2 separate regions of the Mus musculus genome follow, and region 2 is linked to region 1. The links are chromatin loops, found by intact Hi-C in ENCODE. Cell type or tissue: heart. All regions are shown on one strand. Links, peaks and the distances in the headings refer to the core of each region. The heading gives the core; the rest is flanking DNA. Region 1 has its middle 84 kb from the start of Lnx1. Region 2 overlaps Lnx1 (ligand of numb-protein X 1).

Region 1 (15,254 bases), core at 4,377-12,376:
CGAATAAAGTAGTTTGGACAAGCAAGGACTGTCTCCCTCATCAAGAACGTCTGTTGAGGGAGGCGTTTATTATACAGAGCCGTGCCAGCCCTCTGAAGACCTCTCTATACTCCTAGCATTCACCCTGAATTAAGCTGGATTCCCCCATCTCAGGCCCTGGGCCCCCATTTTCAACTCTTTAAGGATCCCAGCAACATCTAAATGCACAGGAGTTTGAGAACCACAGCCTCTGTCCCAACCCCCGCCATTTCTCACATGGGCTGGGGTCCCTATCTTAGGCTGCATTTTGTCTCCACTAAGCAGCGTGTTAGAATCTCGTGAGCCTGGTATCCTAACAGCCAAGTGGAAGCAGAACCACAGTACACTGTTTCCTCCGTCCAGGAACCCAAGGCGCTGACACCAACAATCATCCCTTTGTCTTACAACAATCATGCTCTTCCCAAAGGGAATTACCATCTGTGTATGTTTACTATAAGTCCCTGTAATTAACATCTATGAATATGTTTACTCTGAGTCCCCTTGGCCTTGGTCCTCTCCATTCCCTGCCTCATCTCTCTGCAATCTCTGTACTGTGTAAATGTCAATCACTCTAGTCTAACCGCACTTTCTTTCTTCCGGTTCTTTCTTGCACGTTTGCTGTCTCCACTTTGCTAGAGCTGCTCTTGCTGGTGTTTCTGAGTATTTAACATGGCAAGACACCCCAAATACCTTGTCTTGCCATGTCTGATCTCCTTAGCTGGCCGTCAAAGCAGTATGTCAGCTGAGAAAATGCCTCAATGAGATAGGCTACAGGCATCCAGCATTTCCTTAATTAGTGATTCAAGTGGGGGGGGGGGCAGCCAGTTGTGGGTGGGGCCACCCCTGGGCTGGTAGTTCTGGAATGCTATAGGAGGCAAGGGGGTAAGCAAGCAGCACCCGCCATGGCCTCTGTGTCAGCTCCTGTCTCCAGGTTCCTGCCCTGCCTTAGTTCCTGGCCTGACAATGATGGTATGGAAGCACAAGCCAAACGAACCCTTTCCTCCCAAGTTACTTTTGGTCTCGGTGTTTTGATTTTTGTCGTTGTTGTTGTTCATTTGTTTTGTTTTGCTTTCAAATCTGGGTTTCTCTGTGTAGCCCTGGCTGTCCTGGAACTCACTTTGTAGACCAGGCTGGCTTTGAACTCTAAAATCTGCCTGCCTATGCCTCCCAAATGCTGGGATTAATGGCATGCACCACCACTGCCTGGCTAGTCTTGGTGTTTCATCGAAACAATGTAACGCTGAGACACTGGGGTAATCTCAGCCAGTGTTGCCATGCCAAATACCTTCCATTCTATCGCTACAGGACCATATCCTGGTCCTTCAACTCCAGAACCCTACCACCAGCTGGATTTTTTCCTCAGTGTGTGCTTTCCAAATGGAATGTATCTAAAATAAAACTTGATTCCCTCTAGCCATCTCAAAACCTACTCTTCCTCTCTACTTCTTAGTAAAGGACATCAACTTTCACTTATTCACCCAGGATATAAATGTAAGAGGAATTCTTAGCTTTGTTGGTTTGAGACTGGATTTTTTATATAGCTCTGGCTGGCCTGGAACTTGCTATATAGACCAGGCTAGCCATACTTCTGCCTTCCCTTCCCCCAAGTTCTTAAGTTAGAGGTATGTGGCCCCTTGCCCCAATTAGGAGAGAGTTTTAATATAATATTTTTATTAATTCTTTGTGAGTATCTTGCATGCATATAACATATTTTTAATGCCACTCATTCTCTACCTCTTCCTCCTAATTCCCTCGTATCCAGCCCTCATCCCTCACATCCACATCCCAACTTCATGTACTCTTTGGGGGTGTGTGTGTAAAATGCACAAATTCAATCTGTGCTGCGCAAATACACAAGGATACAGAGCCAAGTGCAGGATCAAGTTCAACCTACCAGGGACCACACCCTTGAAGAAAACCAACTCTTTCTCCAACCACAGCATAAACTGTCAATAGGATCTCAGCTACATGTGGGTAGCTTGGGAGCCCCTCAGGGAGGATTTATGAGTCCTACTTTCTCCTCTTCATTCCCCTCCTCCCCCCTCCCCCCAATCTTCAAAAGGACAAGAAGGTGGTGGGGTATAACAGTTCATGTCTTTAATTCCAGCACACAGGAGGCAGAGACAAGTGGATCTTCATGAGTCTAAGGCCAATCTGGTCTAGATAGTGAGTGCCAGGGCAGCCAGATTGTGACAAGACAGACAGACCAACAGACTGACTGACAGACAAGGAGGCTGCCCTCCTCCAGCAGCTCACTCTTACAGTAGCCCCAGCCTCTGTTGCCCAGACTGCTGCTTTCATCTCTGTGCTTCTGAAACACGTTCTAGGTTCTCAATTGAACATCACCCCCTAGTATATCTGACTCCCTAGTAAACCAAACGGGACCCATCTCTCTATCATATTCTAGTCCCTCCGTAAAGCTTGCTATAGCTTTTATTATCCCCTTACTTATTTACTGACACTCTCATTTCCTGGTTATAGGCTTCCCAAATTAGGACTTTTCTGTTTTACTCTAAGCTGTCTCCCTAGTGCGGGGATTAGTGAGGCATATTGGGCTCTCTCTCAGTCAATTATTGGCTGGTGAGCTTATATATTTACATCATTAATTACAATGACACTTGGGGGACTCTTTATACTTTTTCATCTGCTCCAGCCAGCCCCATCTCTCCATCAGTGACGAGTCTGTGATGGTGATGAGTTTGTGATGTGGACGGCTTCTGAACTAAAACACTCTCTCTCTCTCTCTCTCTCTCTCTCTCTCTCTCTCTCTCTCTCGTGATGTGGACGGCTTCTGAACTAAAACACTCTCTCTCTCTCTCTCTCCCTCTCTCTTGTGATGTGGACGGCTTCTGAACTAAATCTCTCTCTCTCTCTCTCTCTCTCTCTCTCTCTCTCTCTCTCTCTCTCTGGCCACACCCACAATCACACCTGCCGGGCTGTAGTTGTTACATTGTATTAGTGCAGCTGCAGTGAAGCACTTCTTCCTTCCTCCAATCCCTGCTTCTCTGATACTGTTTTCTTAGGACTTCCAACAAGGTTGCCTTAAAACATAAATCCAGTTAAGTCTTCTGCTTCTACTTGCCAGAGGCACCCCACCACCTAAACAAGGAAAGAGAAGCACCAGACTTTGACAGGAGCAGCCATCTGGCCATTGCCATCCTGGCTTCTGTACCCTCCCTTTTCTGAACCCATTCTTGTAGTTCCCCAGGGAACATTCTTTAGCTATACTCAATTCAATTGACTCTTTCTTTCTTTTAACTTGGTTAAGTGCCTCTACCCTGTGAAACTAAGTACCGCATTCCCCAGAGAGTCAGCTGGGTTTCTGTCACTAAAGATGATCTGCCTTTTGTTCTCGCCCAAACAATTCCTGCATGGCATTTTCTAGCTTATTTCCTAAGCATCCCCTTCAGCCAATTATTTGCTTTAAAAAATCGGTTCTTAACAATATGAACTAACCAGTACCCCCAGAGCTCCCTGGGACTAAACTACCAATCAAAGGAAACACATGGTGGGACTCATGGCTCTAGCTGCATATGTAGCAGAGGATGGCCTAGTCGGTCATCAATGGGAGGGGAGGCCCTTGGTCCTGTGAAGGTTCTATGCCCCAGTCTAGGGGAATGCCAGGGCCAGGAAGTGAGAGTGGGTGGGTTGGGGAGCAAGGAGAGGGAGGAGGGGATAGGGGATTTTCAGAGGGGAAACTAGGAAAGGGGATAACATTTGAATGTAAATAAAGAAAATATCTAATAAAAAATCGGTTCTTACTGAGCAACTACTATTCTCTAGGCATTTGAGGTTCTAGGAGACAGAGTTGGAAACAAAGCAGACAGAAGAAAGTTGTTCTCAAGAAGTGAAGCGGGAGATGGCCGGTGGAAAATAAATAAGCTACATGTTACACTTAGAGGTTACGAACGCAGTGGAGTCAGAGAATTTGGGAGAGATGAGTGTGGTGGCTCAATGGTGAGGAGCAGAGATGCTATGTTGTCGGGAAAGGCATCACTGTCATGACATCTAGGTCAAAGAGGAAGAGCAAGGACCGAGACATGTGGACACCAGGGATGAGTATTTTTACCTGAAGGAATAGCAATAGAGAACCCTTGATGTTGGGGTGTGGTTGGCCAGCTTTACAGGAAGCACGTGAGAAGCAGGAGACCATCAGAACAGGGGAGTAGAAGCCATGGGGTTATGGCATGAACTCGGCTTTGCTTTGAGTGAGAAAGGCAGTCAGGGGGTGCTGAGGAGAAGAAGAGGGGTACAACAGGACACAGGGACCTCTGAAGCCTCTGCGCCAGTCTTTTGATAGCTTAGGCCAAGATGGCTGCCCTCATTAGTTTAAGAGTGACAAACACAAGACTAGATTCCCCTCAACCCCCAGTACAGTGACTGACCCCTCACCCAGTGGTGGTCACGGCGTAGGGCAGTGAGCGGCCCCAGTTGTCTGAAGGAGAAGCCAGACCCTGTGCAGTCAGCACCCTTGTTTTTCTGGGACAGATGGAGCAGGATTGTTTCCAGTGGGCAAGCTCCGTTTTTCTGGTTTTCCTAATTGAACTTCCCTGGGGCCACATTCTGAAGACGGCGTGGGTGTGTTGGCACAGAGGCCGATACAATCAAGTCTGATTGTGAAATGTGCTTTTAAATGACCCCTGCACACATGAAATGTGTTTAAAAAAAATAACAACCACATGTTTCTCTAAGGCAGGCTGCCCTAGGTAATCATGACCTCAAGACCACAGGTGCATCTTAGAACACAGTCAGAACATTCTGGAAGTTAACACGGGTCTGGGACTGCCAGAATCTCGCTTTTAGGTTCTTATTTATTTATTATACAGTACCAGGGCTTGATTCCAGGATCTGCTACATTCTTAGCGATTGCTCTGCCAGTGAGCTACATCCTCAGGCCTCTGGTTCTAATTTGAGGGAAAAGCTAAGAAAGGAGTGGGGGCTTCTAACCCTATAATCCCAAGGCTTTCGTGGCTGAAACAGGAAGACCAAGAGTTCAAGGTTAGCCTGGGTCACATAGTGAGGCCTTCTCTCAAATGAATGAATGAATGAGAACAGAGGAAAGCATTTGGAGAAGGTAATTAAAAATGATCTCTCTTGGTGTGTGTGCGCGCATGTGCACTCAAGCTTATATTCATGCACACATACATGAACCCACGTGGAGGTCAGAGGTCAATGTAGGGTGTTTCTTCTATCTCTCTTCACCTTATATATAAAATACAGATCTCTCTTGAATCCAGAGCATGTAGATTTGGATAGTGTTGCCAGCCATCTTGTTCTGGGGATCCTGTGTCTGCCTGCTGTGCAGGCTGCCACAACCACTTGGCATTTACACGGGTGCCCATTAACATAGGGCTGGAACTTCAGTCCTTGTGTTTGTGCGGCAAACACTTCACCCAGTGAGCCATCTCACTGGCCCCATCATTTATTTCTTTTTAATAAAGGGAGATAATGAAGGATGCAGAGTTGGAGATGGAGTAATAGTCCTTAAACTCTGTAAATTGGGGAAATGTTTGGGCTTCTGGAGTTTCTGAAATAAGATAATATGCTTAAAATGTGGGCCAGTGGCATGTTAGCTCTCTGAGCTGTTTGCCGCAGCCGTGCATGCTCTGGAACTAACGCCATGTAATTCTCGAGCGCGCCCCCAACTCGCCAGCAAGAACAACGCCACAGCAGGATCCTTCTGCACACGTTTATTCAGTCCTGTTTCTTCTTTCTCTATATTTCCCTTGTTTATATCTCCCTTGTTTATATATCTCCCCTGTTTATATCTCCCTTGTTTTTATATCTCCCTTGTTTTTATATCTCCCCTGAACCCTGGGCCTCTCACTCTTTTATACTCTCAGTTCCCATCCACGCACAGCAGGCCACGCCACCTCACCAGGCATGCAGCTTCAGCTAATCAGGGCAGCAGGGGCAAATCTCCACCAAATTGGATTCACCTGTATCCTGGTACACCTGCGCAGCACTCAAGATGTTTGTGTCTTATATGAGGAAGTCAGGTGCAAGTCATATGACTTAGCTGCAGTCCCTGGCGCCTTTGGGACTGCCGCCACACCCGCTCCCCACAATTCCCCCTTTTTTCTTTTTTGGCAGAGAGAATGTCTGTAGATAGCCCCCCGCAGCCATGCCCCTTACCCGTCCTTGGGTGACAAACAGCATTGGTTTGATCCCTGTCTTAGGTTGGTGACATGCCCAGGGAGTCTTATCACTGACTACCTCTCTATCATGCCAAGCCACACCTGGGGAGATTGTGTTTTGCTTGTGGCAGGTGCATCAAAAGGCCAGGATGTTGATTAATCTATGGCCAGATCTTAATCGCTGCAAGCAAGCCTCATGGGTGAAGGTAGAGGTCTGATCCCCAGTGTGCAAGCATAGGGGCCCTACACAAAACCATCCCTTAGGCTCATCACCCAGAGAGGTCTTGGCCAGCTCCCGTGTCGTTTTTCCTGGGGGAAGGGAACTAGGACACTGAACCTTCATGCAATCAGACATGCCTTCCACAGGATGCCAACAGCAAGCTATCCTCTGTGCAGTGCTTAGCCTCGCACCCCACGGCATAACGCAGCATAATTTCTTTTAGAGCGGCAAACCAAATCTGAGGAGATTGTCCCGCCTCCACTGCAGCAAAAGCCTATGCTACCATGGCGAAAGTGCGGGCCTGCACACGCTGCACCTAACACATGTGCCAAACACACACACTATTACAAGCATACATCCCAGGGCTCTCATCCCCACTCATCTTCCCTGAAGCAAGGGATAGATGGCCATCGGGGCTATCTCTTTAAGGGGAATTCAGGGATCAAAAAGCGTGGAAAAATTTGAATGTCATGTCGAGCTGGTATCGGCTTCTGGAATAACGAAAGGATCTCTCATCTCGACTCCATCCTTTGTGTTTGTGGGATCATCCACCATATCCACAGGGGCAACTGGATCAGGAGCCTCATTCTTGCAGCGTCTCACCAATCTCTCCGGCACCCAAAGAGGTTCCGTCTGGTCCTGTGGAAACACACAAACAGACCCTCTCGCCCACGTCAACACCTGATCTGGTCGATCCTCTCCAAATCTCCGGACAGAAGGTCCACCTACAGGTGGCTGCTGAGGAGGCATAGGGAGGCGGCACAAAAGCTAATTCGCCTTCCTCCTCCACCTCGGCTCTTTTATTTTGTCCTTTCTGTCCACCTGATAACACTGTCTTTCTTTTTCCTTTTTCTTTTTAAGCCCTTCTCCTTTTCCGACATACTTTCTTGTTGCTCTGTAAGGATTTTCTGACCTGTCTTGACTGCCTCTACACACAGTTTCAAACAGTAACAGAGTCCATATATCAGAACAAACAAGACCAAAACTATCAGACCTACCCACAAAGGGTCAATGGGAGAAAAAAACATAACTACACAGCGAGGATCTCTTGATCACTACACTGAGGTTATCATAGTTCCTTAACTTGTCCCCAAACCGGGAACCTTAACTTATCCCAAAACCGGGAACCTATCGTTACTTTGTGCCTGCTTCCTGGCAACTTTATATTCCCCTCTATTTTATCCGAGGTCCTTCCCAAACTCCTGGGTTACTTTGTGCCTACTTCCTGGCAACTTTATGCTCACCTCTATTTTATCCGAGGTCCTTCCCAAACTCCTGGGGTTGCAAGTTTCACTCACCGTGAACTTACCCTGCTGGCAACCACTGACTGCTGAAAGTTCTGAACTCGGTGGGGGAGTCGGTTCCCCGTACGGGCCACCAATTGTCACGCCCGCTCTCGACCAGCAAGAACGACACGACCACCAGTCCTTCTAACAGCAGTTTATTCAGTCTTCATCTTTCTTCTTTCTCTTCATCAGTACCGTTCCCCAGCTGAAAAGTTCTGAATCCACGCCGGATCCTTCTCAACAGTCTGTTTTACGGGAACCTTTATTAACCACTTCTTCCCCGTGTTGCAGTTCTGAATCCTCCCTGTAGCAGGGGGTCTTCGCTTGTGCCTGAAGATGTTTCTTGTCCCGGGTTTCGGCACCAACTCTCGAGCGCGCCCCCAACTCGCCAGCAAGAACAACGCCACAGCAGGATCCTTCTGCACACGTTTATTCAGTCCTGTTTCTTCTTTCTCTATATTTCCCTTGTTTATATCTCCCTTGTTTATATATCTCCCCTGTTTATATCTCCCTTGTTTTTATATCTCCCCTGTTTATATCTCCCTTGTTTTTATATCTCCCCTGAACCCTGGGCCTCTCACTCTTTTATACTCTCAGTTCCCATCCACGCACCGCAGGCCACGCCCCCTCACCAGGCACGCAGCTTCAGCTAATCAGGGCAGCAGGGGCAAATCTCCACCAAATTGGATTCACCTGTATCCTGGTACACCTGCGCAGCACTCAAGATGTTTGTGTCTTATATGAGGAAGTCAGGTGCAAGTCATATGACTTAGCTGCAGTCCCTGGCGCCTTTGGGACTGCCGCCACACCCGCTCCCCACATGTAATGCTCTGTGTCTTACTATGACACAGTCACACTTCTCACCTGGTAGCATCAGGAATATCATGTGAGTTTCGTGGACCATCCTCTCCATAAAAGGTCAACATCAACATTCCTTTGGCAAACTTTAATCACTTCAACATTACACTTAGTATTGACTTGGGGGAAATCTAAGAGATTTCTATACACACTAAAACATTTGTTTTCAGATTAAGACAAAATAAAGACATTTGAGAACCTAAATATTTCTTCTTTTCCTACTGCTTTCTAAAGAGTTAACACCCCTTTAACTTCTAAGTATGGCAGGCATGCCCAGATAGGTTAAGCCTGGGGCATGATGGGTAAGCCTAAAAATGGAGTGTGAACTGTCAACTTGAACCTATTTGAGAAGTGGATCTCGGTGATACAGAACGTTTTTACCTTTCCCTCTCATGGGATTCCTTTCTTCACTGACTCGGGTCCTTCCAGAAAGACAGTGAGAGAGGTATTTGGTAACTGACTCTTGAAGCTTAAGGTAGACAAAGCCAGCAAGGTGGGAGCCCTGGTGCTGAGAAACAGGACAGAGACCACCTGTGACACCTGACACTGGACCCCAAGACTGTCAGGGAGAACACCTGCTCTCCCCTCCACCCCTGGCTTCCCTAAAGCAAATCGAAAGCAGGAGGTAGCAAACGGGCACCCTCAGGGCATACCCGAGGCAGAGCTGAACCCCTTGGAACCAGGGCAGACACTTTTACTACAGGGCAGGGCAACTTCAACTTCAGCATCTCAGGAACATTTGCTGAATGAATGAGTGAATGAATGAGTGGGTTAAGTGTTAAAGGCTTTATGAACCAACACTGCTGCAATTGAGCTAACCATGAGTATTGTCCCTGTCATCTATGGATGTCTCTTCCTGGTTGCTCTAATTTCTTGCTTATTTTGTTTTGTTTTTGTCTCGGTGCCAGGACTGAACCAAACCCATTAACTCCATGTCCTATAGGGAGATCCATCCCAGCCTCCCGGCTCCTGGAAGCCTTCCTTCCCTGGAGGATGAGTAGAGGGGCCCCAACAAGGCTGTCCTTTAGGAGGGATCCTGGGAAAGAAGAGGTAAGGAAAAGGTTCCTTTTCCATGTGATGAAACAAGTCATGCATTTGTTTCATCATCCGCTGATTGACAATAGGCATGGACTTCATCCATCCATCCATTCAGCCAATGCTTGTTGAGAGGCTACCATGTGCCAGCGTGATTCTAGATGGTTGGAATGTAGCAACAGAGAAAAATCAAGAGTTCTCTGTCTTGTAAAGGAGGCATTCTAGAGAGGGGAAGTGGCTAAGAAACAATATCACGATGTCATCTCTAAATGACAATGACGGAAGACATACTATAATTCTCTGTGCCACTAAGGAAAAAAAAAACATTTATTTCCTGATTTGTTTTTTGTCTGTTTGTGTTTTTTACAGTAGACATTTCTAACCTGTGTGAGGCAGTATCACATACCTTTGTGGTTTTTATCACCTTTCCCTGAGGGGCGGTTAGTTATGTGAAACATCTTTTTAGCCGCTCGGTGGAGTGGTAACTATTGATCAGTCGTGAGCTCCTGCAGGGAGAAGACCATTTGTCTGTATTAATTTCCATTGCTAAAACGTCTAACACAACTACCATATTTCTTAAATGGGGAGGGGCATTTTATTCCAACACCCCACTGGTATGTTTCTGGATTCTTATCAAAAACTCGGAGGTCAGTATTACTGTACCCATTTTATGAATGGTGGCAGCGATGCTCAGGTAGGTGAGATAACTTGCTTCCAGTCCCTTGGCCAGGCCAGAAAGATCTAGAGCTAGTTTCTCCGATGGCTGACTCTCCTTCAAGTGTCTCTGGCTTCTTTGTTTCTAATTCATTTAATACTCTTTCACTGAAAACTGGAGTATCAGGTGAGTGAGACCCAAGTACAAAAGCCAGAGATTTTCACAAACCTGATGGAGTATCTGCGAGGGGAAGATGGATGGGATGATGAACTGCCTGGAGTAGCGCCATGTTTTACAGACCTGCAAGCACTTTGGCTTGTTAGTGGAGCGTACATGTCTTAACTGCTTTTGTTTCCAAATCTATTACTTGAGTGAATGAAGACTCCGTCCCCGGACAGAAATGATTTTTATAAAAATCCTTTCCTCTGAATCCAGGGCATTGGCAGTACAACTGTCAGAAACAAGCTTGCTTTGATGTTTTACAAAGCGTGAGGCCAAATATCGATCTTTGTAGGACTTAGGGAAATATCTTGTGTATAGGAAAATATCTAAGTTGAAATGTATTAAGCCGATGTTGGCTTAATTCAAAATTATACCTAATTTGAAACAACTGTTTTCCCTTGGTCAACTGGCTAGTCTATTGGGTTTTAGTAAGAATAAGAAAATCTACAATCAAAGTTGAGTTCTTCCCCACCAAGAGCTGTGCTTCCACTTCCCCAGGCTTGTGGGAAGCAGAGCTATTAGGAAGCTGGCGCCCTTCTCTACGCCAGAGAAGATTAGCAGAAGTTAGGCAAGGGTTTAGAGACTTGAAAATTTGCCTTCAAACATGAGGAAAAAATTAAAGTTTTTCCTAAAGTTGTTCCTATTGGCAGAGACTTCATTCATATCCTGCTCGTACAGGCGCAGATATGGGCATGGGTACAGATGTGGGTGTGGATACAGATACGGCCATGGGTACAGATGTGGGCATGGGTACAGATGTGGGCATGGGTACAGATGTGGGCATGGGTACAGATGTGGGCATGGGTACAGATGTGGGTGTGGATACAGATACGGCCATGGGTACAGATGTGGGCATGGGTACAGATGTGGGCATGGGTACAGATGTGGGCATGGGTACAGATCTAGACATGGGTACAGTTGAGGGCATGGGTGACACATTCTTTTCTGCAGAGGCAGAGTATTCTGTATGAGTATATGAGATGCTGTGTGAGTGTAGCTAAGTTTACTTATCTGTTTCACTTTGGTGGGACATTGAGTTGCTTCCTGTTCCGAGATGCTGAGAGTGAGGCAGTAGCCTCTGCCACCGGCTGAGGCAGTGGGGCGTTCTGACAGTGCTATCCTCTGTGTGTATCCACACATCTGTATTTCCCCCTCCAAGGCACAAAGAGGATCATGGAGCAGGGACTAGAAAGAATGTAAGTCAGAAGATGAGGAAGAGTGCTGCGAAGCCCAATCTTCAGGATGACATGGCCACTGTACTCATAAACTTGTAGCCATGGTTACCTGCCCACTGAGGGCCCATCAGTGGTCCATCATTTGTAAGGGAGGGAGGCCTCCTCATGAGGCCTAGCCTTCCTTGAGGAGTTCTTGGCAGCTAACAGGGTATCAGGGGAGGGGAGGGGAGGGGATTTTCCTCCTGGCCACAGGTAGGTCGTCCAGACTTTAGGAAATAGTATTCCTATCCAAGCTCATGTAAACAATGCTGATTAAAATCAGTAAGTTGTGAGTGGGGACGGGGAGGAAGAACAGAAAAAATGTCAGGAAAGTAGGAGAGGGACTGGGTGGAAGGAATATGGAGTTCAGCAAGAGGGGACAAGAAAGAATGGGGGAGAGTGAATTTAGTCAAAATACATTATATATAGATAGATATAAATATAGATAGCTATAGATATGCATACACATACGTAATTGTCACACACAGACATACAAAGAGTTCATGACAAAATACACAGTACCTACATTATCTGGATTTTTAGAAAGCTACAGTCTTCATGCCCTTGAGAAGGCCTGAAACAAAGAAAATTAGTGTATATTATAATATGTACGGTAACCCACTGTGTCTGCTCTGCCTTCATGGGGTCAATCAAACACAGACAACAATGTTTATGAAAAACAACCGCATCTGTCCTAAACATGTACACTCCTGTTTTCCTGGTCATTTTCCCCTAAGCAATAACTGCAGCTACTCACAGCACTTACATTGATTTGTGTGAAACAAGTAATCAGGAGATTGCGTGGGTTTTATGCAAACACTATCCATCTCACAGAAGGTACTCGAGCATCCTTGCATCTCAGTATCCACTGGGTACTGGAGCCAATCGCAGGAGGACACCAAGAAACAGTCCTGTTTATATGCTTTTCAGGTAAAGACAATTCCAGACCGCAAGGATCAGGTGCAGGTCGTGATTCAGATCTGTGCTCTCAGAATACAGAACAGAATCTTTTGTCTAGCATGCCAGACCTGTCATGAAAGCTGTTCAAGTAAGAGATCGGGCGGGCACTGTGAAGCAGGGGGAGGCTGACAAGTGGCCAGGACACCCGGGGGTCAGGAAGCAACTCCCTGGAGCATAGTCCCTGCGGTACCATCTCCTCTAGCTTCATGGCTACTTACAAGCTATCCTGACCCTAGAAAGGGATCTAAGGAGAAAGCTACTGCGCTGAGCCTAGGAGGCAGCAAACAGCTTTGGGAGAGGAGCCACAACAGCAGGGAAGCAGTGCCAAGAACAACAGGAAGCTCGAAGCCACGCCCCTGCTCGTTGAGCGAGCGCAGGCCTGGAAGCCTGGGTTATTTGCTCCAAAGAGCCTTGAGCAGATGTTACATAAACAAAACCTCCACTGACTCCAATTCTGGGTCTGGCCTAAAATAGCCCCGGGGCTAGACTCTGTCATTCCTAGTGGTTCCCCATGTGTGCAAACTACTGCCCTCATTGAACCATGTTGGTGGACACACTGCAGCCTCCTCAAGGGACAGCTTCCCCTAGGACCAAAAGCAAGGCTCCTTGACTGCCCGTGGTGGCCCAGACACAAGGCGTCCCTCTAAGATCTCTGGTGGCTGCTGGCTCCTCTCTCCAGGAGGCAGGAAGTTGGGGGAGGAATGTTTAAAAAGTCTCCCCCCACCGCTTTCTTCCCCCTCTTCTTTCTCCTCCATCTTCCCTTTTCCCCCTCTCTTCTCCTCTTCCTCCTCTCCATCCTTCCCCTCCCCATCTTTCACCCCTCCTCTTTCCCCACTTCTCTCTCTCCTACTCCTTTGTATAATGTGGAGAAACCCGAAGCAGAAGCAAGCTTTCCAGGTTACCGCGGGTGCAGGCGGTAGTAGAGTTCCTTCTTGGGGCTTTTATTTGCAATTGATTTAAGACTGTCGCTGTGCTCCCGACTGACTTTGTGCTTGTACAAGTTTCCCAGACCTGTTTGGGTTTCAGCTCCTTTGTGCTACATACAGAAAACCAGTCCAGTGTGAACATCTGGAGGCTTGAACATCTGTGCCCCAGCAAGGGGTCACTCCAGCGTTACCACTACTTCAGCATGGGTCCCTGGAAACTGTTAATCATCTTTTTCTCCTTGGCCGCTTGCCTCTCTCTAGAATCTTACAAGCAAATCTTAAAGCAAAGCAAAAAACAATAAAGCAATGTCTATGATTCAAAAATACTGGTGCCAGATACTTGCTATATGTTTAGTACTATAGAAAGTATCCGATGTGTTTCCTTTTGTTTAATTTTCACTGAACAGTCCTATGAAATTTGAAGTTATTACCTCCAGGAGACAGATAATGACAGGTTAGAAAAAATAACGATAGGACTTGCCAGAATTTCTACAGGGGTGGGACAGGGCCCAGAGCTGGCAGGGACTGACTGTGTCAGAGAACATCTGCCAGGCCTCATAGCTCCTCCTCTTGGTTTTCTTTCTGCTCAAAGTCCAAGCTACTCTATCTTTTGCCCTTCTAATTAAACACAGCAACCAGTGTTCATCCTAACATGGTCTCTGAGACCCAATCGGCCAACATGCTATTGACATCAGGAAAAAAAAAAAAAAAAGGTATGACGCATACGGAGGAAGTGTTGAGATTATATTTTTTTTTTCAGTACTTGTACTTTGAAAGAGGTCTTTGTGTTTCTCTGGGTTAGAGCCTCCCAGATGTAGTTGTTAGCCCCGAGCCTAAGTTCTAAGCCCCCTAGAGGAAGGCTGAAACCATATGTAGACAAGAAGAGGCCTATAAGAGGCCAGTACTCAGGCTAGGGCCAGTGCCAGCTGCAGGGAGCAGGGAGGGCTCATGTCACTTGGGAACTCTTAGCTTCCTGAAGATTTTAGTTCTGACCCCAATTGTCTCTTGAGTCTGGGACCCTCAGGGATTTCTGTTCTAGGATGGTACACTCTTCCCCTTAGAACTAAGGCAACTTTACCGTTAGACAGAATCAAATGGCATATATATGGTGGGACTGGGTGGACCTATATGTTAGAACTTTAGGTGCCAGGACCAGAATACCTAAGGGAAACATTTAAATGGGAGGATTCTTTTGGCTCACGGTTTCAAAGGGCTCAGTCCATGGTTACTTGGTTCTGTGGAGAAACGTGGGTCATGGTGGTACCATCATGTATGTCTAACCAGAAAGCAGAAGTGACAAGGGATCTGGGGACTTGTCATAGCTCTCACGAGCATACCCATTTTGACCCACTTCTTCCATATAGGTTCTACTTCCTAAGGCTTCTAGAACCTACCAGAATAGCACTACCAGTTGGGGTCTAAGCCTTCAGTGCATGAACCTCTTTTGGGGGGGGGGGGGCGACACTTCATGCTCAAACTCTCGCATCCTACCTGTATGGAGCTTTTATTCCTTATTCATCCAAACATCCCTAACAGTCCTGAGATATCTGCTATGTGCCGAATTCTAAAATAGTGGCTATGGTCCCTGACTTTCCAGAGCTGGAAATCTAGAGCAGGGGATGAAGAGAAAGCAGCTGTTGCAAAGGCTGGGGCAGATGCAGCAAGGAGTTTTGGAAACACAACTGAAGCTCTGCTTTGGTCTGGGTGCTGAGCACTGGGGTTT
Region 2 (15,254 bases), core at 4,839-12,838, 150 kb before region 1:
GCCAGAAGAAGGTATCAGCTCCCCTACAACTCGAGTTACAGACAGTTCTGAACTTGCATGTGGATGCTGGAAAGAGAACCCAGGTCCTCTCAGAGAACACCCAGTGTGGGTGCTCTTAACTACTGAGCCCTCTCTGTGGCCCCCAAATGCCCCAAGTGTTGGAAAGATGGCTCACTGTTAAGAGCACATACAGTTCTCGCAGAGGCCACCTCATTCAGCTCCCACCACCCATATTGTGTGGCTCACACAACCTCCTGAAATTCACACTTCAGAGGGATCTAACTCCTCTGGCTTTCATGAACACTCCTCTTATACTCATGTGCACCCCACGCCCCCACCTGCCACACATACACAGAGACGCATATATATATGTGTGTATATATATACACACATAAAATTTAGAAATAAAATAAATAAAGAAAAAAATGGTTTCTTTCATTAGAAAGACACTCCCAGGGGGATGAAAGCAATGCTACATTTTTCATGGAAAAGGATCGCCTGTTTCACACGGAGCAATGTGACCCAGGCCAGAGGTCGTTGCCAGGTTCGCCTAAGTGCATTTAAAGCCAGTAGTGTCTGGTGTGAGCAGCCTAGCCATGTTTAATGGTGGTTGGGCAATTTAACGGGAAGCACGTGTAAAGATTCCCTTTTCTTGTCAGTAAACACAATGCAATGCTTCTAACAGTCCGTAGCATCCTCAATGTGATGAAATGTGGTGTTACTCTTAGTAGAAACGGCCTGTGATTACACAACTTTACACCCTCATTTTCCAGAAGATGGACAGGCCAGAACAAGCCACAGCTTATACCTCCCCTAGGGAGCCTACCATCCCTTTTGAGTCGGTGAGGTTTGTTTTGTTTTGTTTTGTTTTGTTTTGTTTTCACTCTCCTCATCAGTTACTTTGGCTCAGAATGATTCTGCTCCAGAAGAGAAAAGTTGTTGCTATGGGGAATTTAAAAATTGGAAGAAATACTGTGTGATGGAAAAAATCGGAGCCGGGGATGCATCGGAGAGCGCCAAAGCTGTAATTGGAGAGCGGAGCACTTGCCCGTGGGCCAGCAGCATTTGGTCAGCAGTGCATGGAAAGGAAGTCCATGACTTGTCAGTGGATTTGAGACAGCCTCTCTCTGCAGGCAGGGGTGCCCTTGACCGTGCGCTCAGCCAGAGCACAGGTGTCTGGAATGGTTCCTATGGAAAGCTATGCCTTTCTTTGGAGACATAGCCTGTCCCTGTGAGGCAGCTGAATGTCATACTGGTGCCTTTAGAGTCCCGAAGATGGTAAATTCCAAGACCAAACCATTAAGACACACCATAGCTGTCTCAGGTTCCTGGGGCTCTAAAGACATATTTTTGAGTCCAGAAAAGGAACACAGTGTAAAATGAATGACTTCTCTCTCCTTGGCCTCTATTCCTAGCTGTAGTTATAATAGCCAGGGAGGTTGAAGAATCTACAATGCAGAAATATTCAGACTTATAGGCTTTAAAAAACAGCCCAGGATAACAATGACCCATTCTTTTATAATGTCAGCTTTCTTCTTGGCGTAGCCTGAATCTGAGGCACGGAGTGATGGATGAAAGTAATGGCTTGTACTTTCTAATTATCGCTCCTGCAGTGACTAATACTGGGGGCTCTTGATTTACAGGCACAAATGGGGGGAAGCAGAGAAGGAAGAGGTGATTAATGTTGGCCAGGGCAGGAAGATAGGATGCACCCTGGGCTGTGTTCAAAGCAAGCAGGATTTATGCTCCCTTCAGTTACCCTGCGCCTGCACTCAGGTGGTGATGGCCATGAACTTGAAGGATGGGAGTAAGGAACACAGAAAACCATTTATTTTTCCAACCCAAACCACAAACTTTGGATACGCTGTCTGCTGAAACAAGTATCCTGAGATCATTTTTCTTAGAAGTGATGAAGTCGGGTCCCCAGCTCCTTCACTGAAGCCAGCAGTGAGCCACAGATCAGCTTGCTTCTGAAGGCACCAGGTGCCCTGCAATTGTGGGAGGAGGGGATGGAGTGAGTAGAGAAAAGGAAACCTCTTCCTAGGAAATTTCCAAGTCTTTGGTATGAGTTGCTAATGGGAGTAGGACACAAGGCTCAGTCCTCAGACGTAGTTTGCAAATATCCCAAGGGGGGTGTCCTTCACACAATTCAGCCTGCTGGTTAGTGCAAACTCACCTCTAGGGAAGGGCTCCTTGCTGTCTGTGACCTGACCCACTTATGATAGCTATGCAACTCTCCTTTGAGCTGATCTCCTCACTACCTCTCTCCGTTCACTTCTGATCCAAATGTGACTCAGTTCCTCACGTAGAATTCATGAACTGCCCAGTCGGCTCTCACTTTAACCCAGCTATTGATCACAACAGCTTAGTGAAGCAAGGAGGAGAGGGAGGGAGGGTGGGAAACATGGTGAGCAGTGTTGATTGACAGATAGACTCAGTCCCATCCCAGAGCTTCACTGAAGAAAGCTAGGCCAGTGTTATTGGAAGCAAGCAATCTGGATACTAGACCCCACATCTGAATGTGAAATCTTCTGATTTTATATATATATATAAATATTGGCACCAAACCATGCTTAAAAACACTGTGTGGTCCAAACAAAACACAAACACACATGCAGCATACGTCTATCTCAAAGCAAAGCACATTCCAAGCCCCATTAATAGAAAAAATTGCAAATGCAAGAGAGCCGGGCCTGTTTCTTTTCAGTCCTCTAAGAAGCAATATAAACCAGATGTGGGGTGGCGCACCCACCCTTAGTCCCTGGAGCTGGGAGGCAGAGGAAGGCAGATCTCTCAGTTTGAGGCCAACCTGGTCTACAAAGCAAGTTCTAGGACTGCCAAGGCTACACAGATGTCACTGTAAACCTGCAGGAGCCCTTCGCTGTCTTGAAATGAAAAGGATAAAGAAGAACACGAAACAGCAGCAGCAGCAGCAACATGACTCTCCTGATGTAAAAACATTTTTTATTGGGAGTTTCTGCCCCACTCTTTCCCATCTAGCTCCCAAATAAGAGACACAGAAACGTGGTATTTTATTTACAAGCTGTAAGCCTAGCCTGGGGCAGGTTCTGAGCTATTCTAACTTATATCCCAGCCATATGGCCCTGTTACCTGCTATCTGAATCTTGCCCAGGCTGTTTCTGCTCCATCAGTCCATCCTCAAGGTGGACTTCTTCTAGCTACAGAGTCATGATCCCTCCGGCCTCATGTCCCCTCCACCCCTGACCCCATGGTTTCTTCCAAGACCCCTCACATGATTCTCAAGTCCCACCTTTCTCTCTCTCTACTGCCAAATCACAGGCTCCAGCCCCTTATTCACCAATATCTTTCAACTGGGGAGCAAGGTTTACACAAGAAAGGCCGGCATGCGTGAGAATACACTCATCTGCATGGCAACCAGACATTGGGGCTCAGAATTTAGTATTTTTATAAATAGCAACAGACTAACCCCCAAATCCCGGCATTCTGCTATCTGCTACCTATGTGAGTGTGAGGTGCATGTGTGCACAGAGGTAAGACAGGCGCTTAAGAGGGCCCCCCTTTCAGCCCCAGGTCCCAGCCACTTTTCTGATCAAGTTGGGGGTTGAGAGTTAGTTCTCAGCGGTTCTTCTTTCTTTCAATAGCTTCACATCCCATCCTATCACATATACCTATTATTTCTTCCACGAAAAGGGAGTCAAAGGTGGGGCATTCTGGAGAGAAGCCCGTGCCCTGCCACCAGCTGGGTCTGAGGCTTTTGATGCTCCATTATCTCCACAAGTGACCCTGTGCCTCAGGTGGAAGCCCTGGGATGAGCTAGGAGGCTCTGCTCCAGAACAAAGCAGAGGCTGTCCCTTGTGGAGGTCACTAGGAAACAAGCTGTGGGGAGGCCCCACAGTGCTCTCTGTCGGGCTGCTGATGACCCTCAAGGATGAAGCATTGCTCCTGTGTGTCCAGCCCTACCTCCTCTGGAGCTGCTGCCCTGGCTCTGCTCACCCCTCCATGGCCTTGTGCATACACTAAGCCTACTCTCCTCCCTCTGGTTTGTAGTCTCTCTCCCTCTCATCCACCTTAATCACACAGAGAGGTGTTGTTTTTATTCAGAAACTCGTTGGGAAAATGTTCTCCTTTGCTAGTGGGATGAGTCAGAGCTCTTATTGACATTCCCGTACTTCTGGGGTCTGTACTCCTCAAAAGGAGGCTGGCCGGTGGAAGCAAACAGCCACCAGCCTCTTGCTATGGACAAGGTGCTGGTTTACAAATGTGACCTCCTTTAACTCTCCCAAGTGCTCTGAGACATTAGGTCTCATACATCACCTCTTCGATAAGGATGAGGGTAGTTGAAGGGAAAAAATCCCTTGGTCAAGGTCACAGCAAGAAGCAGGGGTCTGAATCCAGTTATGACTTCCGTGTCTTCTTCCCTCACACAGCCTGGGCTCTAGTCCAGGTCTTTCTAGATTCCCTGAGCTCCAGATCAAGCCACCCACTCCACATCCTCACTTTGTCATCTAATACATCCCCACCCTAACATCCACCCATCCTGATTCTACCTGGGAAGTCAGTCTTCTGGAATCCTTGTGTTAAACAGCTTCTCGTATGCATCTTTCTGCCTGTTCAGGCCAAAACCCCAGACTCATCCTCGAGGCCCTCGATTTCCTTTGACACCCCATGTGCAGTCCAATCAAAAACAACAACAACAACAAAACAAAAACAAAAAACAAACAAACAAAAAACCCTCTGGAAAACAACAGCTTCTCATCCCCGATGCCCCCAAGTCCACCCCCTGTCTGGGTTAGGGCCCCAACCTCCTAACAGGGTTCTAAGCTCCACACTTGTTCCCCCCCCCCCATTTATTCTCAGCACAGCATCTGCTATGGTTTTGACATGGTTTGAATGTATCCCTCAAGGGTTTGTGTTGAAACATAATCCTCCTGTGGTATTAAGATTATGGAATTTTAATCGGAGTGTGGTGCTTGGAGATTGGGGGTCTTTGGGTGATGATCAGAATTAGACAAGGCCACGGGATGGAACCCCTATGACCAAATGGCTGATGGCCTTCTAAGAGAGACGACAGTTTCCTGTCTTTGCCATGGGATGCTCTCCCTGTGTTCCCCAAGGCACTGTGCTGGCTCAGCACAGAGTCTAAGCCTCTCCACCTTCACACTCAGACTCTTCAAGATGAGGGTCTGAACCCCTAAAACAACATGACAAATAGTTGTATGTAATGACCTCTGAGACGGTGCCCTTCACAGAGAAACATTTACCTGAATAGTTACTTAGTCAAGGTACAATTACAAAAATATTGCAATTCATCACTTACAAGGGGAAGATACTCGGAGCACATGTGTGTGGAGGTCAGAGGACCACGTGTAGAAATCAGCACTCTCTTTCCGTATGTGCGTCCTGGGCGTCATCAGGAAGCCACACTTTTAGGATGTGTGGTTGCACAGCATTTAAGATGGTACTGGAGGACTTGAGTTCAAGGTCAGCCTGGGCTACATAGGAAGACTTTGCCACAATTGGCCCAATAGGATGAACTAGTGGCCATGTAGCATCCTCCTCTAAGACAGAGATGACGCCTTCCTTCCTCCTTCTGGGACTTGGGAAGAGCTGGCTCACAGATTCTCATGTCTTCTATGGCTGGTGGTAGAGACACCAGTTTGACCTCTGCTAATGGTTAGCTCTGGGCAACCACAGGGCTGTCAGTAAACCCTTCCAGTACTGCGTTGACAGAAACACTGTGTTGGGAACTGCAGGATGTGCCCACACAGCCCTGGCAAAGTGTTAGTTATCTGTGGTTGACTGTGATATGGGACCCTTTCCCTCAGAAAGCTCATCACATCCCTTTTTAGTCCCACATATTCCAACACAAAATGATGGGGAAAGGAGACAAGGGAATATACTTTAGACTGGCCTTTATCTTCCTCACAGACTCCCTACGAAACGCTGGAAGTTTTATTGTTTGTTTTGTTTGGGGGGGGGGAGGTTCTCACTGCAATGTAGCCCAGGCTGGTAAGCTGGTCTTGGCTTTATAATCCTCTCGCTTTAGCTCCTTGCAGGCTGGGAATATAGACCGATGTCCCACAGTCAGCTTCAGTATGTTTCAAAATCATTATGCCTATACTCAAGCCTAATGAGTACTTTTGATCACATGCCTTCTTTTGATGCATTCATTATGCTGGTACAATGGGGGGCTTTTTAGAGGAGTACTAGAATACATGTTTTCATTCAATGAATTCAAATTCATGGAAGGCCATGTAAGAAACACAGGGTGGTGAAAGAAAGTATAGCCTCTCCGGTTGAAAATACCTAGCTGGCAAGCACAGGTTCTACTCAACTCCCTCAGTCATCCTCCCCACTTCCAACCCCCTGTCTCATTCCCAATGGACCCAGTGATGCTCACTTACTATGTCTGTTTACTGTGTGCTTTAGATATTCATGTGGAGAGCCCAGCACAGCCTGGAATGCAAGGCAACAAACAGTACCCAGTGTGGTTAGTACACCTCAAGGTGACAGTGTGGTTAGTTCACCTCAAGGTGAATAGTAGACATAAATGAAAAGAACAATACTGTACAATACACATGAGGGACTGACACACAGCAAAAACCTCATGCCTTGTTAATGGAGAGATGCTAGTAGAGACTAGTGTTGGGGGAGCTCAGAGCAGAAGAGCACACACCCTGCTGAGGGGTGTAAGGGAAGGCTTTGCAGAGGAGGTGAGTCCAGAGAAATGAGGCATAGCAGCTGCAGCCAAGGTGTAGACACCCCATTCAAAGACCCCAAGAAGGTAGTAGCCAAGGTGTAGACACTCCATTTAAAAAACCCCAAGAATCTAAGTTCATGCTGGATGCAGGGAATGGTAGGTTCCATGCCATGTCCCTGTAACATGCCTTGCCGATGGGGACACACAGAGTGGAAGTGAGATCAGCGGGAGGAGAAATGTTAGAGTAGAACAGTGAATTAAACTGGGACACCTGACTACCAGCCCCCACTCCCGGGGGCTCAGCAAAGCTAAGCTATACTCTTGGGGCTGGAGACAGTAGGCACAGAGAAGTCTGATGCTAAGTCTGGAGAGGGAGAGGGCAGAAGGAATGAAGCTGACAGGTGCTCCACCCAAAGTCACTTCTTCAGGCTCTCTGACCATTGGCCTACACAGGATTGCCATTGCCAAATGCCAGCCAGCCATTCCCTTCCTTTCTCCCCACTTCCTTCCTCCCTTGCCCGCTCCTTCTATCCTCCCTCCCTCTCTCCTTTCCTCCCTTGATGTTTTTTGAGATAGATTCTCACTATGTAGCCCAGGCTAGTCTGGAACGTGAGATCCTCCTGCCTCAGCATCCTATGTGCTAGGCTTACAAGCCTGTGCCGCCACATCCAGCGTTTCCCGTTTGAATGACTGTCCCTTCTCTCCCAGAGATCACAGCTTTCAAGAGAGCAAACTCGTGCTTACCCTGATCACCACTCAGCCCTCACTGGCGTGTGCAATGTGCAGGCAGACAGGGTGTCACAGGCTGTGTTAAAACAGCTCCGGGGGATGGGGTGGGGGGGCTGAGAACAGCTATTTTTTTCTTCCTTCTGTTTTTAGATACTTTCTGTTTATGCTTCTAATTGTGCTGACTAGACACGGTTTAATAGTTGCAAGCTGCCTTAATCCTTTTTTTGGAGTGGGGGAGGAGGCAGGCTATATTTTAAATATATGGCAATATTTCACAAGTCCTGGAATGGAAAACACTAGACATCTCTACTGTGTCTGAGATAAAAATAAGTGCATCAGCCATCATCCTCCGAACACTCCCACAGAGGCTCCTGAGCACCTCCCCGCGCGCCCCACCCCCAGTGAGACCCATCCCTGCCGGTTAGTTCTCATCATGATACTTGGAAGAGACTCAAGCAACAGTGCAGTTTCCACCAACAGGATTGCTTTAGTTTCCAAGCTTTCTGGTCCTGAATACAAGCCCCCTTCCAGGAACTTTCTGGAAATTACTCTTAACATTCTCTTGATCCCCCTTCTAGGCTAAACCCCATGCTTCCTTTCCCATTCCATGTGGGATGGGACCACAGGGTCACTTGTTTGCTACCAGAAACCATGTCGGCAATAAGCGTTGGTGCTTATGTGTAGTCTTGGGTGAGGCTGGCATGAGTTAAGGAGTCAAGCAGGATCAGTGGGCAAGTGTACTCTTGGTAGTCAGCTTAGAGGGAGAGAATAAATTTGAACCTAGATGGAGCTCATCTTAAAGAGCCAACAGGCTTCCCCACCAGCCACACATGGCCTCTCTGGATCACTTCCTCTCTTCTGCCTCCAAACCGCTGGGGGAAAATGTCCCCAGTTCTCCAGCCACCCAGTTCCCTTGTTAATGAACACCAGAAAGGAAAATTTTCAAACAAGCTGAGAAGCCATGTGAGATGGGGACTTGCGTTCTAGCTGCCTGGGGCTCCCAGGTGGACATGGGGTGTGAGGAGGGACAAGGTGCCCTCAGGATAGAGTTCACACAGGTAATGAAGGGTCCGATGCCAACCTCAGTAGGCACGCGTGACTCAGTTTACCCAAGATGGTCTGTATGCCTGAGATACGGTTGGCTAGTCTCTGAACGGGGCCAGTTTCTATTTGAGGGATGGAGTGAGGAGGAAAAGAAGCACAGAGAGGAACTGGACCTCTTTTCCCTTCATGTAAATGGCTCTGGCACTGTGTTTGATCCTTTGAACCTCAGTTCACAATTCAAATTCATCATCAACAGTTGGGGCAACTCACACTGACAGTTATGCTACGTGCTATGCACTACGGACCAGGCATGTTGTGAAACATGTATTGATCCATTCAGTCCTCACACCAGCCCTATGAGGAAAACACTGGTATACTCCAGGCACAGAGAACCTTCCCAGGATCACACAGCTGGTCCCTGGAGAGGACGGTGGAATTCTGGTTGAGGTGTGCACAGTAGGGCAGTAAGATGCCATGCACGTGGGTGGCTGATAAGCAAGAGGTGCTTGGAACACAAGAAGCAGGGGAGACCCAAGGAAATCTAGAAGCAGCTCTTGGGTATATCCTATTCTTTACTACTGTATCATCCACTGGGTGGCTGCTGAGAAGAACTCAGGCAGCGTGATCTGCCAAGCGTAGCCTGCTCTCATCAAGCCAGTGCCTTCAGGCCTGAGGCCGAGAGACACGAGCCACAAGCACCACACAGCTTGTGTCCTTGCCTCTGCCCTGTCACCAGGGCCATTTGCCAGCAGAGTGCACATCCTAGGTCCCTGCATGCCCTTGGGCTTCCTGTTTCACTGACGATCCCCATCTCCAGAAATAACCTAATTATCTCTGGGAATAGCTTTGGCCTCCTCGTCCTAGAAGCAGAAGTTTAAAAGGTTCCTATCTGGGCTTCATGGGCACTGCTAGGTGGGTTATTTATTCTGCCTCTAGAGGGAGCTCTTTAGTTCCAGACTTTATTTTCTCTTGCATGCATAAGGCAGGGTATTCGCTGTTGAAAGCAGGCTTTCTCAAGAGAGGAGGCACTGCAAGTAGCTCATGCTGGCCAGTGTGCCCTGTTTGCTATTGTTCATGACAGTGCTTATGACAGTCATTAGATTAGTGCTTTTAATAACAGGCATGAACTGGGGTTTAGCCTATTCAACAATGTCCTAACTGGGAGATATTATACCCCCACTTTACAGGTACAGACAACGAGATTCAACACAGTGGCAAGAGTTGGAAGCCAGACATAGTATTGGGATTCTTATCTTGACCTAAATCCTCTGCATACTTGTCTATGACAAAGTAAGCAATATTCATTGTCCTGAAGGCGGCTCAGTTCTGAGCACTTACACTTAACCTATTTACCCCTGTTAAAACCTGTCAGGCAAGCTTGATCAATCTCTCTTTTTTTTTGCAGATTTGGAAACAATATACAGTTTAGCTTGCCCAAGGTCATGGTTAACCTCTAGTGACTAGCAGTCCCTGTTTTCCCGGGACTAACCTGGTTCAGAGATACAGAATTATCATCTAAAAAGTGGTCAGTCCTGGGCATACCAGATGAGCTGGCTACCTTGTTTAATGCAGACAGTGTGAAATCAGGGCTGTGACCCCAAGGGGATGCTCTTACCAATGACAGTAGTACATAGTCCCCCTTTTTCCTATGTTTTGGCCCAAAGATTTAATGGAAGCTAGGGATGTGGTGGAGGAGTTCCTGGTTTCAGATGCTTCCGAGTGCATGCTCGCTTGGATGCTATTCTCTTAGACGGATGTCCAAAATGTCCCTCCTTCCAATGGCTGCTTCAATATGTTCTTTTACAGCAACCTTTGCAGCTCTACATTGTAAGCAATTCCAGTACTTCCCAGAAACTTGAAGAATAAACTCCCTGTTTAGTTTAGACAAAGCCTAGCAGATAGCCAGGGGAGTCTGATAAATATGTGTGCTGCTCCCTGGGGTGCCTCGGAAGAATTCCAAAGCTCAAACCAGATGTGCAATTGACAGAGGTTGATGAGGGATGGTGGAGGGTTTGGGCACAGTCCACATGCCAGGTTAATTCTTCATAGAGATGTCAAGACAGTTTATCCATCCTAGGACTCTCTGGCCTCTTTGAGGTCATCAACTTCTCTTCCTGGACATTTTGGGGGAGGGGAGCTGGAGAGTCCCAAGCTACAGACAATGAGGGTTTTCTGTAAACTGTTTAGGGATTGGGAATATGTACGCAGGGGTAGGGAAGGAGGGCAGCTTTTTGCCCAACTTTAGTCCCTGCTATTTTTGGTTCCTTTGAGAATTGTTCTACTTGGTTACTTATAGAACATTTGGAAATGAGTTCCCCCTGGAGGCATAGGCCTGTGATGTCAGGAACTCAGAGGGCTGAGGCAGGAGGATAATAGGTTCTGCGTTATCTATGAGGGAGTCCAAACTGGCCTGGCCTAGGGAGCGAGACCCAATATCAAAGTAAACAGCAAATAAAACCAAAATAAATGGCAAAGAGGATTGGAGATGTGGGTCCGGGGCAGAGACCACAGAGCATGTAACAGGCCTATGTTTAATTCTTAATATTGTAGCATGCACAAGCATGCACATGCACGTATGTACACACACACACACACCCACACACACACACACACACACACGCACGCACACAAACACATACACACACATAAATAGCACATTTTTGGGAACTGGACTACGGATCAAATGTTTTTTACTTCAAGGTTGATGGGAAACGGCTTTTGGGGTAACAGGAATCAAGGCAGCCTGACCACTGTGGTTTTCTGATGGGCTTTCCAAATAGCCTGGGCACCCAGATGTCAGCAGGAGTCTTTTTTTGGGTCTTTGTGCTTTTGTGAAGTCCATTCAACCCCAGGGGCTGTGCAGAGGGGTCACAGCTCCGTGTGGAGATAGACATGGGAGAAGGTGACATGGCATTCAAGTGGAAATTATTTCCAGATGACATTTCAAAACCATTCCTCCATTCCCTCACATCCATTACGTGGCACTCCTTGGGTAACTACGAAAAGGCCTCCTCTGTCTAACACTTTCCAGGCTGGAAGTCACAGACCCTCCAAAGCACAGGACTTGACACTTGGATATTGAGAAATTGCGTTCTTCCTCCCCGTTTGTCAATGTGCCCCACGAAGACATTTGGTTCTTTTGTGCTAAAGTCTTTTTTTTTGTTGTTGTTGCACAAATTGAATAAAAATTCCATCTTCCCAAACAGTTTCTGTTTGCTCAATGAACTTCCTTTCTTTCTCAACATTTTTAACGGAAACTTAGTACTCTTTCTGCAAATCGCATTTCGTGACCTCAAAATTATGTTATGTCTATGTGGAGCGCAGTTACAAGTGGTTGTAAGACCACTTTGGGTGCTGGCAACCAAAATGGAGTCCAATATAAGGCCAGCAAGTGCTCTTAACCCCTGAGCCATCTTTCCAGCCCCTATTTCTGAAACTTCTATATATCTCAGGAGCTACATTAAAAGGTCATCTTAGTAAACCCAGTGATATTTCTGGGCTTAAGATAAATCACATTAAAGTTTTTTTTTTTAATTTTATCTTGAATGACTTTGGAATCTATGGAATCTAAGCATACTCGATAGCCTGAGATCTGTGAGAGGAACGATATCAAGCATCAGTAAGCAGTCGGCTCTCAGCCTTCGTTGTTGAAGCACTTGTTGAAGGGCGATGTGGGAATATTGTAGTAATTAGCAGTAATTAGAATCTTGACTGTAATTACCTGTGTGAAAACTGGTCAGCCTAGTCCTTGTTCAAAAACTGCACGAAAAATTGAAATAACATTCTAAATAACTTCTACTTGGTCATGGTTACCTCCTCCCCCACTTCTCCCACATCCATTCCTATCTTCCCTACCTACTCAACTTCATGACCTTTATGTAAGTACAGCGTATGCTGCCCACAAACTCTTGCTTCCACGCTATCACTGGAGGGTGATCTACCCATCACGGTGTACACTGTTTAAGAAACAGACTCTCCCTTTTCAAACATCAGCCCTCAGCTGCCAATAGCTCCTTAGCTGTTGTTAGGGGTGGGACTTGGAGCCTACCTCCTCTCTCCATGCTAGAATTTTGTCTGGCCTGAGCCTGCACAGGTTCCAAGCACTCTATCTCAAATGTTGTGAATTCATATGTGCAACTCCCATACTGTGTCCAGAAAACACCCAGTGCTCAAAACTGTGACCTGGATTCATTCTTAAACGTGGTCCTGGCTTCTGTTTTTACCGAGATTGCCCTTTAAGCTTTAATCCATTTAAAGATTTTGTTTCTTTGGTTTTTTTTTTTTTTCAATTCTTTGAGGGATTCCATAACCCAAGGGAGGGAACAGCAGTGGACATTGAAAAACACACAATTGAAACTTAAACTTGTCATTTTACCCATCTCCCAACTTAACTATTAACCTTGTTCATGACCAAAATCTGTCACCAGAAACTACAGTGAAATCAATGGGGTCAAACACTTTAATCGACCCAGGAGGAAACGGAGTCCCTAGATTTGGCAGGGGGAGGGGGGCATCAGGGACTTCTGAGTTACTCAAGTAAAACTTTTGCTCATTTTTGAATGGAAACAGGAGACCAGGCTGTGAAGCGGCATGGTGTTAGCATAGCCATAGGGAAACTGCATGGCATTAACATAGCCGGAGATGCAGGGCTTCCCAAGAGGGAACTTGGTGTCAGCATCCTTTGCAACTGAACTCCTCCAGATATTGTAAGTTCTTATGAATACGTTAGTCCTTTCTTTTATTGTGAGTTGTTCATGACAATATCAAGCCAGATGACTAACTATAGCCATCTCCTGAAGAACAGGACTCTTGACATAAATTAAGGAAGGATCGCTACAGACACTGCATGCAATTCTGAATGTGGCTTATATAAAGTCCGATGGTGTGGGTGCATGAGCAGTTCATGGGTTTTCTGTGTCAGTGTTGAACCTGGAAGACTGACCCAGGTACTCTCCAGGAAACAGTGTTCAGGTGCTTTCGTACGTGTAGGGCAATCGGCTGCCTTTTTGACTTTGATGATCACCCTTAAGCACTCAAAGAGGACTCCACTCACACGCCTCTCTATCCCCCTGCTTGCCTGTCAGTAATAGAGGATCTAGATAATTACAGGAGAGGATTTGGTTAATTACAGTGCTGAGAACTGACATCCAGAAGACGGCTTTCTTTTCCACGAACTTAATTACAATCTGGCTGGTCAGCCTTACTCTTAAATTGACCATCAATTGGATTACATAAAACTGACATTTTGCATAAAGGTCTCTGTTCCACCAGAGATCTAAGAGGCTGTGACTCACTGCTGCTCTTTTCATTCGAACAGTCTTCTGAAAAAGATATAGTTTGATAAACAGTCCCTGAAGCTTAAGTTAGTGTGCGTGTGTGTGTGTGTGTGTGTTCTTAATAATGTTCAGTAGGTTTTCCCTTGACCTTGCTATCACTGTGGTCTCTGGTAAGGTTTGACTCTAAAGTGCTCTCCCATAGATAGGGTCATGTAATGAGAGTGAAAACTTTAGATAGGACTTTGTTGAAGAAAGCAAGTCCTTGGAGTGCCTTTGACATTTTTATTTGTTCCCAGTCCCTTTCTTGTTCTTTGCTTCCTGTTCAGCAGAACCACCCATCACATATGTCCACCGACCTAACATTCTTGCTCAAGTGCACGGGGCCAAGCAACCATAGACTGAAGTCTGAAATGGGGAGCGATGATTGTTCCTCTTTCAAGGTGTTCTCTTCAATGTTTTGGCCACAGCTGTATAAAAGTAACTACTGTGGTGCTCTTGTTGACACTGTGGTGGATGTCAAGAACTGTTGATGGAGAGGTAGGGGTTTCCTGCCCTAGAATAAGTGAAGAGCCGAGTTTGGAAGAGGCAGCCGCCCTCAGAGAAACAATGCATCGTATTTCCACATTGTATAATCATTGCCAAACCTGAGACCAACCCAGTGCTGGTCTCCATTTTAGAGATATGTTTCTTTCCCAATGTCACGTAGCAGGGAGGATTTTCCTTGGAGGCTTAGTTCTAATACAAGCATTAGTAAGTGACAGATAAGAAACAGCTCTGTATGACTTCGAACCCACACTCTCTCTACCAGTCAATGCTACCTCCGGGACCAATTCAACTCCTAGAAAGTCAACAGTGCTTTTGAAGAGTCAACTAGAGAGAGGCAAAATATACAATGGAGTCACTGGGTCCCGCACATGTGTGCCCACCAGGCACGCTGTGGGGGCCGTCATCCAGGTAGTGTTCTGCTTGTCAAACTATGTACCAAGAGGAAGAACGCCTCTTTTACAAAGCAGCTCTACCATGCCAAAGGATGCTTGTTTTTAATGAGCACTGGATCTGAAGACCGGCTCACAAGGAAGGAAGGAGTCACGGAGTACACATGTGGAGTCTGCATGGCTTGACGCTTCCAGAACGCTTTGTGTACTGGGAAGATAGTTTACCCTTCTTAGCCTTGAAGCCCTTCACATAACTTACTCAATCTCACTCTGCTTTTTTGGCCTCAGAACTCCACCAAAGCTACTTAGTGTACACTCAGATCCCTCTTCTTATTTTCCCAACTCCATAAAAGCTTTGCTCTTATCCCAACTTAAAAGGCTGTGTATTGGCTTGTGTTCTCATGCTAATTATGGGGACCCTGTCCCCAGTTGGTTTTTGACTGGTCAATCAAGTTGCCAGCAGCTTGAGGCTGGGCAGGGAAACAGAGGCGAGACTTTTGAGATTCCTAGGAAGGGACCAAGGAAAGAGGAAGAGAGGATTCCATTGTGACGAGGGCATGAGAGACCGACTTTGCCAGAAAGATGCAG

The links. Hi-C counts contacts between places; a loop is a spot of excess contacts. Peaks named below come from ENCODE experiments on the same cell type or tissue, not always from the same donor. Only the 100,000 strongest peaks of a DNase experiment are listed, where the experiment ranks them.
Region 2: it touches region 1 in a loop (5-fold over the local background); 10 of 42 quality-filtered maps call a loop at or near these places.

The regions. Positions count from the first base shown.
Region 1 is chr5:74,779,484-74,794,737 of GRCm38, forward strand. No RefSeq gene overlaps it. Among named protein-coding and RNA genes, the nearest start is that of Lnx1, 84 kb to the left of the region's middle. In heart, for the core only: no CTCF peak of the experiment used is centred there; DNase peaks (open chromatin) are centred at 4,548 and 11,288; H3K27ac peaks cover 1 bases; H3K27me3 peaks cover 1,104 bases.
Region 2 is chr5:74,631,922-74,647,175 of GRCm38, forward strand. The region is part of intron 2 of Lnx1 (ligand of numb-protein X 1); the gene reads right to left. Among named protein-coding and RNA genes, the nearest start is that of Gm32304, 8.1 kb to the right of the region's middle. In heart, for the core only: a CTCF peak has its summit at 9,380 (motif pointing right); a DNase peak (open chromatin) is centred at 9,180; H3K27ac peaks cover 285 bases; H3K27me3 peaks cover 706 bases.